Regions from separate parts of the Mus musculus genome. Here region 2 is linked to region 1. Evidence: chromatin contacts called from ENCODE POLR2A ChIA-PET data. All regions are on one chromosome and are shown on one strand. Each heading gives the region's core, a stretch centred on a gene start or an enhancer-like site at or near the end of the contact. The rest is flanking DNA. Distances are from core to core; before and after follow the strand shown.

Region 1 (6,064 bases), core at 151-2,650:
GGAGATGTGGTCATTGTGCTGACCGGGTGGCGCCCTGGCTCTGGATTCACCAACACCATGCGTGTAGTGCCTGTACCTTGATGGCCCTCTGGAGCCCCTCTTCTAGCCCCTGTCCCTTCCCCTCCCCTATCCTTTCCATTAGGCCAGCAACGCTTGTAGTGCTCACTCTGGGCCATAGTGTGGCGCTGGTGGGCTGGGACACCAGGGAAAATTAATGCCTCTAAAACATGCAATAGAGACCAGCTATTATTCAGGGCCCTACCTGAGCCAGGGGTGGAGGAGGAATGCAGGACTGGAAACCCTGACTTTATCACAGAAGGGCGGCAGCATCTCTGGGCTTTGCTTCTGTAGAAAGTTGTCAGAATTCCCAGCCCTAGCCTGGAGTCAGGAGACAGCAAAAGAGTAGGGGCTGAGGGTGTGGGGCCCAGGGTCCCAGTGTAGATGACGACTTCTGGCCCTGGCCCTGACCTGCTTTCCCAACAGCTTTGGCCTCCCCACTTCTTGTGCACTCCACTTCTGTCACTGCAGACACTCCACTCTCCACCTTGTATTCTGCAGAGTCTCCAGGCCTGTTGCTATAGTGCCCACCTGAATGTCAATAAACAGCAGCTGAAGCACCTGTGTTGTGTTTTGTTTTGTTTTTTTCCGGGGGTTGGTAGTGGTGGTCGAGCCCTGCCCTTTGAGCAATTGAGAATGACAACAGCCAGGAGGCCTGGCCTTGGGTGCTATGGATCCACCAGATAACCTTCAAGCACGGGACCACTGGAGACGCCGGAGACTGAATACTTTGGGAGTATATAAGTTGCCTCCTGCACCAAAGTGCGGCTGTGTATCGGGAAGCTGATCCGTTCTATTTCAGGGCAAATACTAGAAAAGTCTGGGACAGGTTCAGCTAGCACCTAGAATGGTCGAATAGTGGGCTGATCCCTGTGGTAGAGGCCTGTTGAGGGCGCTGTAGGATGAGTCCCTGATTGGATACTTCACAAAACCCTCAGCCTCCATAACAGTTAAGCACAAAGGGTCTCTTGTTTTCCTGTTGCCCTCAGGAATAAGGTACATAGAAACAAGGTGGGACCCTTGTCCCTGGCAACTCCCAACAGCCACCTAGTCAGAGGCTAAGGCCTCTGAAATTGAGATGTTGCAGCACCAAGAGCTCAGGTTAGGTAAGGAGGTTGGAAGGCGGAGTAGAATGAAGAGCCCTGAGGGAACATTTTGATATGAAGTCCCATAATTGAGGACCCAGGCCCTGGTTTCCTCGACCTCACAATTTTGAAGACCTACCTGCAGCTGGGACCCATCAGGGCGGTCTGGGAGCGGGGAAGGCTCCACCAATTGAGCCAGGCTCATTCTGCGCGAGCGGCCAATAGGCGTGTGGGGGCGGGCCTTTCCCGGGGTGGGCGGTCCCCGGAGGGCACTGGGTCTGGCGCACGGCCTCGGGCTCCCGGAGAAGGCGCTGCGATGACCGCCCTGAGCCGTAGCGAGCCTGTCGAGGCGGGCAGGTAAGGGAGGCGTCCCGGGGCTCCAGGTCCAGGAGGCTGCGACGAAGGGCAGGGCGACTCTGGGAATGCCGCGCCTAGGCGCCTTCTGCCTCCCGGCTGGGCACTTCCAACCGCAGAAATTTAGGCTTGGACCCTGCGCCTCCGCCCGGCTGTGAGGTGTGCGAGTCTGGTGCGATGTATCCGATGTGTCTTGGTGGCTTCAGGCGAGCGGAAGGCACGCTCCCTTCTGGAAATCACCTCGTGTCGGCCACCCTCGCGGTCCATTCATTTGTGTTTCATTCATTTCTCGCCATAACGACCCCCCAGTCCCGGTTGTCTCCACACACAGCCTGGCGCTTCCCTGTGGGCCTCTGCAAAATCAGCTCCTCTCCTCTCCTCTCCACTCCCAGCGGGATCTACTCTTAGGAGCACACTCGGCTGCTTCTGAGGCAACGTGGAGCTGTCCCAGCACGACTCGGCCGCACCCCGTGCGCCAGGCCCGGGCGGGCTGGGGCTGGTCTCCAAGCCCAGAGAGCTGGTTCAAAGTCGGCTTGGGAGGAAAGGAAAGTTCTTGCAGGTAGTGGAGAATAAGTGGGGGGAGAGAAGACAGGAGGCGGCATGGCAGATGACATCAAGAATGGTAACTGTGAGCTGGGAGGGTAGGTAGTGTTTACCTAGCATATATAAGGCCTTGGATTTGGTCCTTAGCACTGCATAAAACACATTGGTGATGCACATCTACAATTCCAGCACCGTATGCAAGATGGTTCATGCTTGCTAGCTCCTGGGAAGCTTACATGAGCTGAGATTCAGGGTCATCTTGGACTACATAATGATTTCAGGTCCAGCCCTGGGGAGTTAGGGAATTTAACTTTTGAAGTGGTGCAGATGAGATTATTTAGGGGGAAGATGCGGCCCGTTGATGAAACTGTAAATTCTTGCTCCCACCCAGCCCCAAACCTGCAGGATTGGACATCCCTGGCCAGCCAGGATGGATTGAGGTGGGGCAAATGTGATCTTGTTCCCACATCAACCTTGGTACATAGGGTGATGAGTTAGCACTCAGTCCTCTACGGGCTTGAGGGGGTGGGCTAGCTGTGATCAGCCTTTGTCTCTGGGTTTGCCTCCTTCAACGTACGTATCTGGTTGTGCAAAGGTGTCCTTCCACTCCTAAAGCTGGAAGACAAGAGTCTTGCCAGAAGAGATGGGTAGAGGGTATCGCTCGCCCTGTGGACTGCTCTTCAGTCTCCTCATAAGGCCAGTTAGACTGCAGCATAGAAAGGCATTCTTAGAGTAAAGGTTAGAGTTTGGCAGTCATTAAGGGTGTTCTTAGTGGGGACCTTGGGGCAAGTGAGCAGACCCAGTGGGCAAAGCTGACTGGTTTCACCCCAGCAATTCAGGAGGTGTCTGCTGGGGCCAAGTAGAAAAGGTTTTCTCAGCTTCCCAGAGGGCAAGAAGTTTCTAAATAGTCTGGAAAGGTCAGACTGAGCCTCATCCAGGCCTTACTGTTGGTGCTTGTTTTAAAATTTCAAAACTCGGGTTGGTCCTCAAAACTTTATCTGGGACTAGAAGTGAATATGTTAATTCATTTACTGGGGATGTTCTGGTGACCCCACTAGGGGTGAGGACACAGTATTCAGGGTGGTTTATGCCTGCTAGCCTCCAGGGAGCTAGCTTTCCCATGATCTGCTAGTGCTTGTCAAGGTGACTCCACCCAGCCCTTAAGCTGGCTAAGCTGTTGCTTTGGCTGCTGAGAGACACGTTCCCTATTTATAAGACTGACAGGAAGAGCTTCACTCTGAGAGTCAGAGATGAATTCAGATGCTCTTCCCACTTTGCTGCGACTTGGAGCAAATCACGTCTGTCTCAGAGCCTGCTTTACCACAAAGTAAGAAGAGATGTGACTTCGGCTCCCTAGAGACCGCCCCTCCACACAGTCAGTGGTTCTACCCAACGAGTTTCCACCTCCACTTCTGGAGATGCCTCGGTTCTTTTCATATTTTTCCCTTTGCTGTGACTTGTCTTGGGAGCCCATCAAATCACGAAGGGTGTAGCGTTCCACTTCCACTTCAGTGTCTAGTACTTGAGTCTGGATCCTGGAGAATGATGTGTTCATCCTTCTCTGAGAGGAGAAGACAGGTTTCCCTTAATTCCACAACGATCTTGGATACAGTGATGAGCCTGATAGCGGTCAGGCTTGGCCTCCGTACCTCTTCACATAGACTGTACGGCATCACTCTCTCGGCCCCTAGTCTCTAACCTGTAAGCTACGATTAATCCTCCTACCTGTTTATTAATGTAGGGATGGATGGGGATTAGGGCACATAGCCCCAAGAATGAGTTTCCTGAGGCTGGGGAGATGGCACAGTAGATAGTAACATCGTGGCTTAAGCATGAGGGCCTGAGTTCCAGCTGGGTGTAGCCAGTAGACGTGCAACCTCAGCACTATAGAAGGGAGAGAAAGAGACATCACTGAGCCACACTCCAGGCTAGGAAAGACCCCATCCCAAGGGACTGAAGAGAGTGGTGGAGCAGGACACCAGACATCCTCCTCTAGCCTCCTTGAATGTGCACAGATACTCACCTACCACACACACACACACGTGTGCACACATGCACGCACACACACACACACACACACACACACACACACACACACACACACATACACATGAGGAATGAGCTTCCTCCATGACTGAGAACAGTTTCCCCTACAGTGTACCTGCCTATGGTGGCAGTGTGCGTTATTCTTAAGCATATAAGCTTCAAAGGGACAAACTGCCTCCCCTCTCTTCTTTCTCCCACATCTACACATTTTTGTTAGTTGAGAAATTACTTGCCAGGCAGTGATGGTGCACGCCTTTAATCCCAGCACTTGGGAGGCGGAGGCAGGCAGATCTCTGAGTTTGAGGCCAGCCTGGTCTACAGAGTGAGATCCAGGACAGCCAGGGCTACACAGAGAAACCCTGTCTCGAAAAACAAAAAACAAACAAACAAACACACAAAAACCAAGAGAGAGAGAGACTTGGTTAGAATTTAGGCTTGGTTTAATACTTGTAGTAACTGAATCGGCCTTTCAGTCTTTGTTCTAAATTGGTATTTCCTCGATGATGTTTAAAATTACATTAGGCTACTACCTACCTATTTGCCTAGGATGCAGCTCTAAAGATCGGCTCCAGGGTTAGGCAAGCACACTACCATTAAGTCACAACCCCAACTCTTTCAGGGTTATTTAAAAATATATTTTTTACTATTTATTATTGATTTTTCAGACGGGACCTCATGTCACCAGGGCTAGTCTTATACTTCATATGGCACAAAAAAAAACCAACAACAACAACAAAAAACAACAAAAAACAAACTTGAGCTCTTTTTTAAAAAAAAAAAGAATTATTTATTTATTTTGTGTGAGTACACTGTAGCTGTTTTTGGACACACCAGAAGAGGGTATCAGATCCCATTACAGATGGTTGTGAGCCTCCATGTGGTTGCTGGGAATTGAACTCAGGACCTCTGGGAGAGCAGTCAGTGCTCTTAACTACTGAGCCATCTCTCCAGTCCCCCCAACACTGAGCTCTCTTTACTTTTCTATTCTCTTTTAGCATGTGTGCAGTCTCAGCTCTTGTGTGCATGGCACAGGCACAGAGGTCAAAGGAGAGTACCTACTTCCTAAGTGCTTAGATTAAAGGCATGCACCTCATACCTGCCAAAGGAACACTTTGGGGGAGTTTTCTCCTTTGCACCATAACTTCCAGGAACTGGACTGAAGTCATCGGGCTGGCAAGGCAGGCTCTCTGCCGGGGATCATCCCAGCTATCTCCCCAGCCTGACCCTGACCCTTGGTCCCTCACATCTGACTTCCCAGCTCTTTACATTTTTAAAATGGTTTTCATAAATTGCCCATGCTGTCCTCAAACTCTCAATCTCCCGAGGAGCTGAGATTCCATGCTTACATCACTAAGACCAGCTTGGAATTTTTTTTTAAGTGGAAATAAAAAGCACTTAAAATTTTTGTTTAAGTCTCCAGTGAAGTGCTTTCCTTTTTCATGTGCTGACATAGCCTATCAAAGGCTTAGCAAACAGTTGTCCAAACCCTTCTGGTATTTCATTTCCTTTCTTTCTTTCTTTCTTTCTTTCTTTCTTTCTTTCTTTCTTTCTTTCTTTCTTTCTTTCTTCCTTTTTTTTAAGAATTGTTTATTTAGTGTATGTATATGAGTACACTGTAGTTATCTTCAGGTACACCAGAAGAGGGCATCGGATCCCATCACAGATGGTTGTGAGCCACCATGTAGTTACTGGGATTTGAACTCAGGACCTCTGGAAGAGCAGTCAATGCTCTTAACCGCTGAGCCATCTCTCCAGTCCCCCTGATATTTCATCTCATCAATTCCCCTTTTTCTCCAACTGAAGGTTGGTGGCAACCTTGGTTTGCCTGGGCAAATGGCTGTCTCTGTCTGTAAGGCTGCTCCTTTCTATATTTTCAACTGTGTTGGAATGAACCAAGACGACTCAGAGCTTGCTAGTGATCACCTAGACCACACAGAACATTATTTACATTATTGTCATTATTGGAGCCTTTTTGTTTT
Region 2 (6,097 bases), core at 2,546-5,045, 43 kb after region 1:
TGTGGCAAGCATTTCATTGAGCCATTTGTCCAGTCCCCATTTTTATCTTAATATTCTTTTGAGATTTTACCTATTGTTTATGTTTGCCTGAAAGTCATTCCATGAACCACGTCTATATAGTGCCCACAGAGGCCAGAAGAGGGCATTGGGTCCTCTGGAACTAGACAGTTGTGAGACAGTAATTAGGGAATTGAACCCAACTCTTCAAGGAGAACAACCACATATGTAGGCCAAACACCAATGCATATAAAATCACTTTTTTTTTTTTAAATTTTGGTAGGAGGTGAGTCAGTAAAGCACTTAGCATGTAAACATAGAACCTGAGTTCAGATTCCCAGGAATCATGTCAAGGCTGGGGTACTCATCTGGTAACCTAGCATGGAGGAAAACAGATAGATAGTCTCTGGATCTCACAGAACAGCCAGCCTAGTCAAGTCAATGAACTCTAGATTTACAGAGACCATGTCTTAAAAAATAAGGTGGAAGACTGAAGAAATGGCTCAGGGCTTAAGACCACTTACTCCTTTTGCAGAGGACCCAGGTTGGGTTCCCAGACTCGACAACACACAGCTCACAACAATCTGTAACTCGAATTCCAGGGTATCTGATGCCCTCTTTTGGCCTCCAAGAGCACCAGCACACATATGCTTGGGCTCTGGCTTAAACAACCCCCTACACACACACACACACACACGCACAGGCACAGGCACAGGCACAGGCACAGGCACAGGCTCACACACATGCACACCCACACTTCTGCGCACACAAACACACACAATTCTTTTAAAGATAGAGAGTCCAGGAAGACATCTGATATTGAGCTTTGTCCTTCATCCTCACATGCATGCCAGGGTGTCCCCCCCCAAAGCAACCCTGTCTCAGACAAGATGGGATGCAAGATCTGATCCCAAGGCTGTCCTCTGCTCTCCATGATATCTCACAGCCATGCTCATCCACATTCATACACATGAATTTGCAAAAATAAGTAAATAAACAAAGTTTTAATTTTAAAAAGGTAAACTTGGCCACAGGTGTGCACCACGATAAAGCAGGCCATTTGGAAACTGTTGCTTTGAACTTATAATGAGCTTATGGAATAAAACACTGCCCTGAACTTAGTGTCAGCATCCTCTGTAACTTCTTTTTGTGTAATATTTTATCTGTGAGGTAATTTTATAAAGAACTTTTGTCTAAGAAGATATAAACAGGCTGAGAGAAAAAAATAATCATGGCTGTTGGGGCTCTGCCCCACACACCATATACAACAACAATAATACAATTTTTTATTTTAAAATAAAACTAAATCTAAAGAGGCTAGCTAGAGAAGTGAACAGCAAAAAAACAAATGACCATAGTGGTGGCACACACCTTTAATCCCTCTACTCAGAAGACAGAGGCAGAGGGATCTCTGTAAGTTCCAGGACAGCCTAGTGTACAGAGTGAGTTCTAGGACAGCCAGGACTACACAGAGAAACCCTATCTAAGACAAACAAACAACATCAATAACAAACCAACCCCCCGCCTCCCAAAAAACCCTTCACTGTAGGCTTAGGTTTATCAAAACCTATTTAATAAGGGTTCTTAAATGCTTCAACCTCCCTTCCAGCCCACTGACCAAAAGTAGGGGAGAAGAAAGATTAATATGAAAACAGGGGATGTGGACCTGTTTAGAAGCAGTTCTTTGGGGTGATTCCAAACACAAATCAGTAGTGGCAATCCAGTCTTATCGGCAAACACCAAACACAAATCAATAGCCATGGCTTGATCCAGAAAAAATTGGAGGTTCTGCTGAATCGGCAGAATCTGTGGAAGCCACAAGAAGCAGCTGGAATGACACAAGAAGTTCCTTGGCACTTTTCTCTCTACAAAGTCATGGCAAGTGACGATCAGCAAAGACCAGCAAAGTGTTGCGAGGTGAATCAACAGGCATCCTCCACTGTCGGGTTCTACTTATACTCCTTCCAAACATCACATGTCCTCTCATGTGTCTGCCTCAGCAAAACATCCTCTCATACAACAGTTTCCAGAAAAAAATCACAAAACACAACTGAGTCTGTAAAGAAACCAAAAATTTCCACTTCACACCATCATCACAACAAAAACAACAATAAAACCACCACCACCACCAAACAAACAACAGATAACCCAATGGTAAAATAAGCAAAGGATTTTTAGAAAATAGTCAATAACCAATAAAAAGTGGTCAGCATTTCTACCCCTGTTAAACCCCATGGAGAGGCTGTCACGATGGTTAGGAGGTGCTGCCAAACAGAAGATCATGGGTGTTGCTGAGGCGAGGAAAACACAGGCATGGCTTGCAAGGCCCTGCACTCCTTCCCAGCACCAAGGGAAGGAAGGAAGGGAGGGAGGGAAGGAGGGAGGGAGGGAGGAAGGAAGGAAGGCTGTGACAATATGAATGATTTTTACCTAAACTGAAAAATTAAAAATAGATAACAGAGTAATTTCATTTTGGGATACTGTCTTAGTATGTTTTATTGCTACAAAGCAACACCATGACCACCACCTCAACCCTCATAAAGGAAAACTTATAGTTTCAGAAGTGTAGTCCATTATCATCACAGTAGGAATCATGCAGGCAGACATGTTGTTAGAGAGCTGAGCATGCTACATCTTGATCCTCAGGCAGCAGAAGGGAACTGTGTGCCACACCGGGCATGGTTTGAGCATTTAAGACCTCCAAGCCTGTCCCCCCTATAGTGACACACTTCCTCCAGTAAGGCCACGCTCCCTAATAGTGCCAATGGTCAAGCATTCAAACACATGAATCTATGGGGCCATTCCTTCTCAAATCACCACAAAAGAGTTGAATGTAGGTTGTTCAGTAGTTGCTGAAGCCAAGCGCTTTCTGGGACTAGAAGAAATAAACATTTGGCTATAACTGGAAAATATGGCTGATCAGTTGCAGACTTCTGAAGAACCCAGGGAAAGTCCAAGAAACCTCTGCAGACCACACTCCCACCTCGCATCCCTGGACACAGCAGCATCACAGACAGGGCACACAATCCTAGCTTTCTCAGTTTGTGTCAAGTGAACTAATCTTACTGGCACAAATCACAAGATGAAGATCTGTGGCAGTGCTTGAGTAGAGGGGACGTGGGTCCCAGAGGGAGAGGGACTCTAGTGGAAAGAGGTCTCAAGAGCGAGGGGTGCATCTCAGCCTAGCCAAGATATCATGAGACTAAGAATCTCACCTCTCAGCCAAGCAGTGGTAGCACTCGCCTTTAATCCCATCACTTAGGAGGCAGAGGCAGGTGGATTTCTGAGTTTGAGGTCAGGCTGGTCTACAAAATGAGTTCCAGGACAGCCAGGGCTACACACAGAAATCCTGTCTGGAAAAAACAAAATAAATAAATATCTAGATAGATAGATATCTAGATAGATATCTAGATAGATATCTAGATAGATATCTAGATAGATATCTAGATAGATAGATAGATAGATAGATAGATAGATAGATAGATAGATAGATAGATAGATAGATAGATAGAATCAATCTCACCTCAGGTGCCCACGCAGCCAGTACAACCCTCGCAAATGATTACTGTGTCTGTGTCTCTAGGACACTTGCCACGTGGCCAAGTAGATGAGCTCCCCACAGCTGTTCTGCCACAGAAGTAAGATATGATTAAGAGAAATTACTTCCAGGACGTTTGCCTGAAGACCACCTCAATGCTCCGGCAAGAGGGAGAGAGAACACTAATATCCCACTAGGTGGCAGCAAAGTGCAGCAAGAGGACGTCATTCTCATTGAAAGTCCCTCCCAGTTTATCTCCTTGCTGGGTGAAATCTGGCCCAGGCTTCTGGTTTGTAATGGAAGAACAGACTCTTCAGGCAGGCGATGGGGCCATCTTCCCCCAGTAGAAATAGCTCAACCCTCTGCCCGATCATCGCCTCCTGCCTGCCTGCTCCCGGCATGGAGAAAGGCCGGCAAGCACTTCCACGGGTCCTCTAGATCTTCTAAAGGTTTGGCTGCCAAGAAGGCTGGCTGGTTGATGTGAAGAGCAGGTGTTGTCTGAACAGCATGGGTGGAGCTCCAAGGGTGGGGAGCTGAGTTCCTAAGGACATAGAACTCAGGCTCCCTGCTTCCATCCACTCTTGTTGTTAATAGCATCCTCTCTTTGGGTACTGAATGAAAGAAATTTGGCTCCAGTTGGGTGTGAACCAAGATGTCAACAGCACCCTCCTTCTTCTACTTTACTTAGGGTGGTTTGACATGTGACTGTTACATATGCTTTGTCCACCAACGGTGTGTGAGAGTGGGAGGCATTTAAGCCTCTGAATCCATAACCAGAGAAACTGGAGTCCTTCCCCTTGCATGACTGATCTCCAGATGAGCAGCACCTGGTGCCCAGCGGGGGCCCTGCTTACTGGGCCCCTCATGTGAGCAGGGCTCCCTGACTCCCTGGAATGTGTTCCTTCTTGTTTGGCTCTCAGCACCTGGCTCCCAGCCAAACCTGGAGCTGCTTGGAATGTGATGCCCCCACTTGCTTTTCTCGAAGGATCTCGGACAAGGCTCTCTCTTCTGCCTGGGGGAAAGGCCAGGCCTGGGTGAAGCCTCGTCCCACTGGTGTAAGGGCCTCAGACTCTCCTGTGACTGAACACAGAAGCACTTGGGTGGGGGAAGAGGGGAACACTACAGAGCTGGGTCCCCAGCAGAGCAGAGGCTGTGTCATATTGATATCTTATCCCCTTGGCAGCCTTCTAAATTGGGCTGGAGTGGGCCAAGAGTTACTCACAAGCTGTTCATTAACTTGCTAAAAGCAGAAAGGTTGGCTTGGGCACCGCTTTGGGAAAATGTGACACCCACTGCTCCTGGATTCAGTGGAGCGTGAAGGCGTATTAATTGGTGTAGGATTTCTGATGGAACTTTTTCTTTCCTGCTAGTTCCAATAGCAGACTAATCGGAATGCCTTGCTCTCTCCAACACGTTAACTACATGTGAGCGGTTTATTTAGCTCCTGAGTGTATGCTTCTATAGATACTAGGGTACTGACTATCATGTTTTGAACAGCAGGCCTATACAATGTGCTTTTATGCTCAGCACCTCATTTGACTCTTAAGACAGCCACAGAGCTTTCACACTTGACTGTCAGTACTAAGGCTGATTAAGTCTGAGATATGACATGGGTCCCCTTCAGGGAGTCTAGTGAGGGGCAAGCCAGAGGCATCAGCTAACTTTGGGGCTTATGGGTAAGACTGAGTCAGTGGATAAGTGTGCAGCATGTGTGGGCTTCAAAGCCTGAGTGAGATTTGGATGAGAGGAGAGTCATGTGCTTGTGGGGCAAGGGCAGAAAAGGATGGAGTTGAGAAGGAAGGCAGGGCTCCCGCAAAAGCTCCGAGGATCCAATGCTGCAGTGAAGACCGAGACTTCCTCCAGTCTCTCCAAGCTACGGGAATGACTGCAGTTTCGGAATGATGAATAAGCTGGTGGTTTTACAAGTCTCAGAATAGTCTAGATCAATCGCTTCTTGGCCTTTTATCTATGACCATGTGGAGAGTCTAGATCATGTTCCCCAGTGTCAGTAGCACTTGTGTTTGGGGTTGGATAATTCTTCATTATGGGGGTTGTCCTAGGTAAGATGCTTAGACATATCCCTGGCTTCTGCCCACTTGATGCTGATGTACCTCTTATCCCTGATTGTGACAATCCAAACCCCCCTAACATTTCCAAGTGTCTCTTGTAGAGAGGACAAAACTGTCTCCAACTAAAAATCACTAATCTGGATGCGAGGGAATTAAATTGTCAGGCTTTTAAATTTATTGTTGCCGCTGCTGGTGTGTGTGTGTGTGTGTGTGTGTGTGTGTGTGTGTGTGGTGCTGGAGAGTGAACCCAGGGTCTTGTGCTATACTGCTGAATATACACCCAGCCCCTGAGCTACAACACCCAGCTCAGCAGGTATTTTCTCAGCACTCTGATCAAGTCTATTGACTTTTGGAATAGCTGATAAGCAACATCATCTCTTTGCCACAGGAAATCTGTGGATGCTAAGGAATTTCCGGGCCTAAGAGGTTTCAGAAGTAGGTTGTTCTGAACATCAGAACATTTCCGAACAGACAGATGTGATAGATACTGTCC

Evidence for each region. ChIA-PET counts read pairs that join two places held with the same protein, here RNA polymerase II (POLR2A).
Region 2: POLR2A ChIA-PET joins it to region 1 with 10 read pairs in embryonic stem cell. The contact joins the enhancer-like site here to the promoter of Gramd2 in region 1. POLR2A ChIA-PET finds 5 or more read pairs at or near these places in 2 of 5 experiments (Patski and embryonic stem cell).

The regions. Positions count from the first base shown.
Region 1 is chr9:59,678,754-59,684,817 of GRCm38, forward strand. It overlaps Gramd2 (GRAM domain containing 2), which reads left to right and starts at 1,401. Exons shown (of 12, transcript NM_001379375.1): 1 at 1,401-1,499. The coding sequence starts at 1,459. Pkm (pyruvate kinase, muscle) reads left to right here. Exons shown (of 11, transcript NM_011099.4): 11 at 1-619. The coding sequence ends at 81.
Region 2 is chr9:59,719,541-59,725,637 of GRCm38, forward strand. No RefSeq gene overlaps it. Among named protein-coding and RNA genes, the nearest start is that of Senp8, 28 kb to the right of the region's middle. Within about 2 kb of position 3,796, at least 1 of the 3 ENCODE cell types and tissues checked has a DNase peak (open chromatin) inside an H3K27ac peak, as active enhancers do.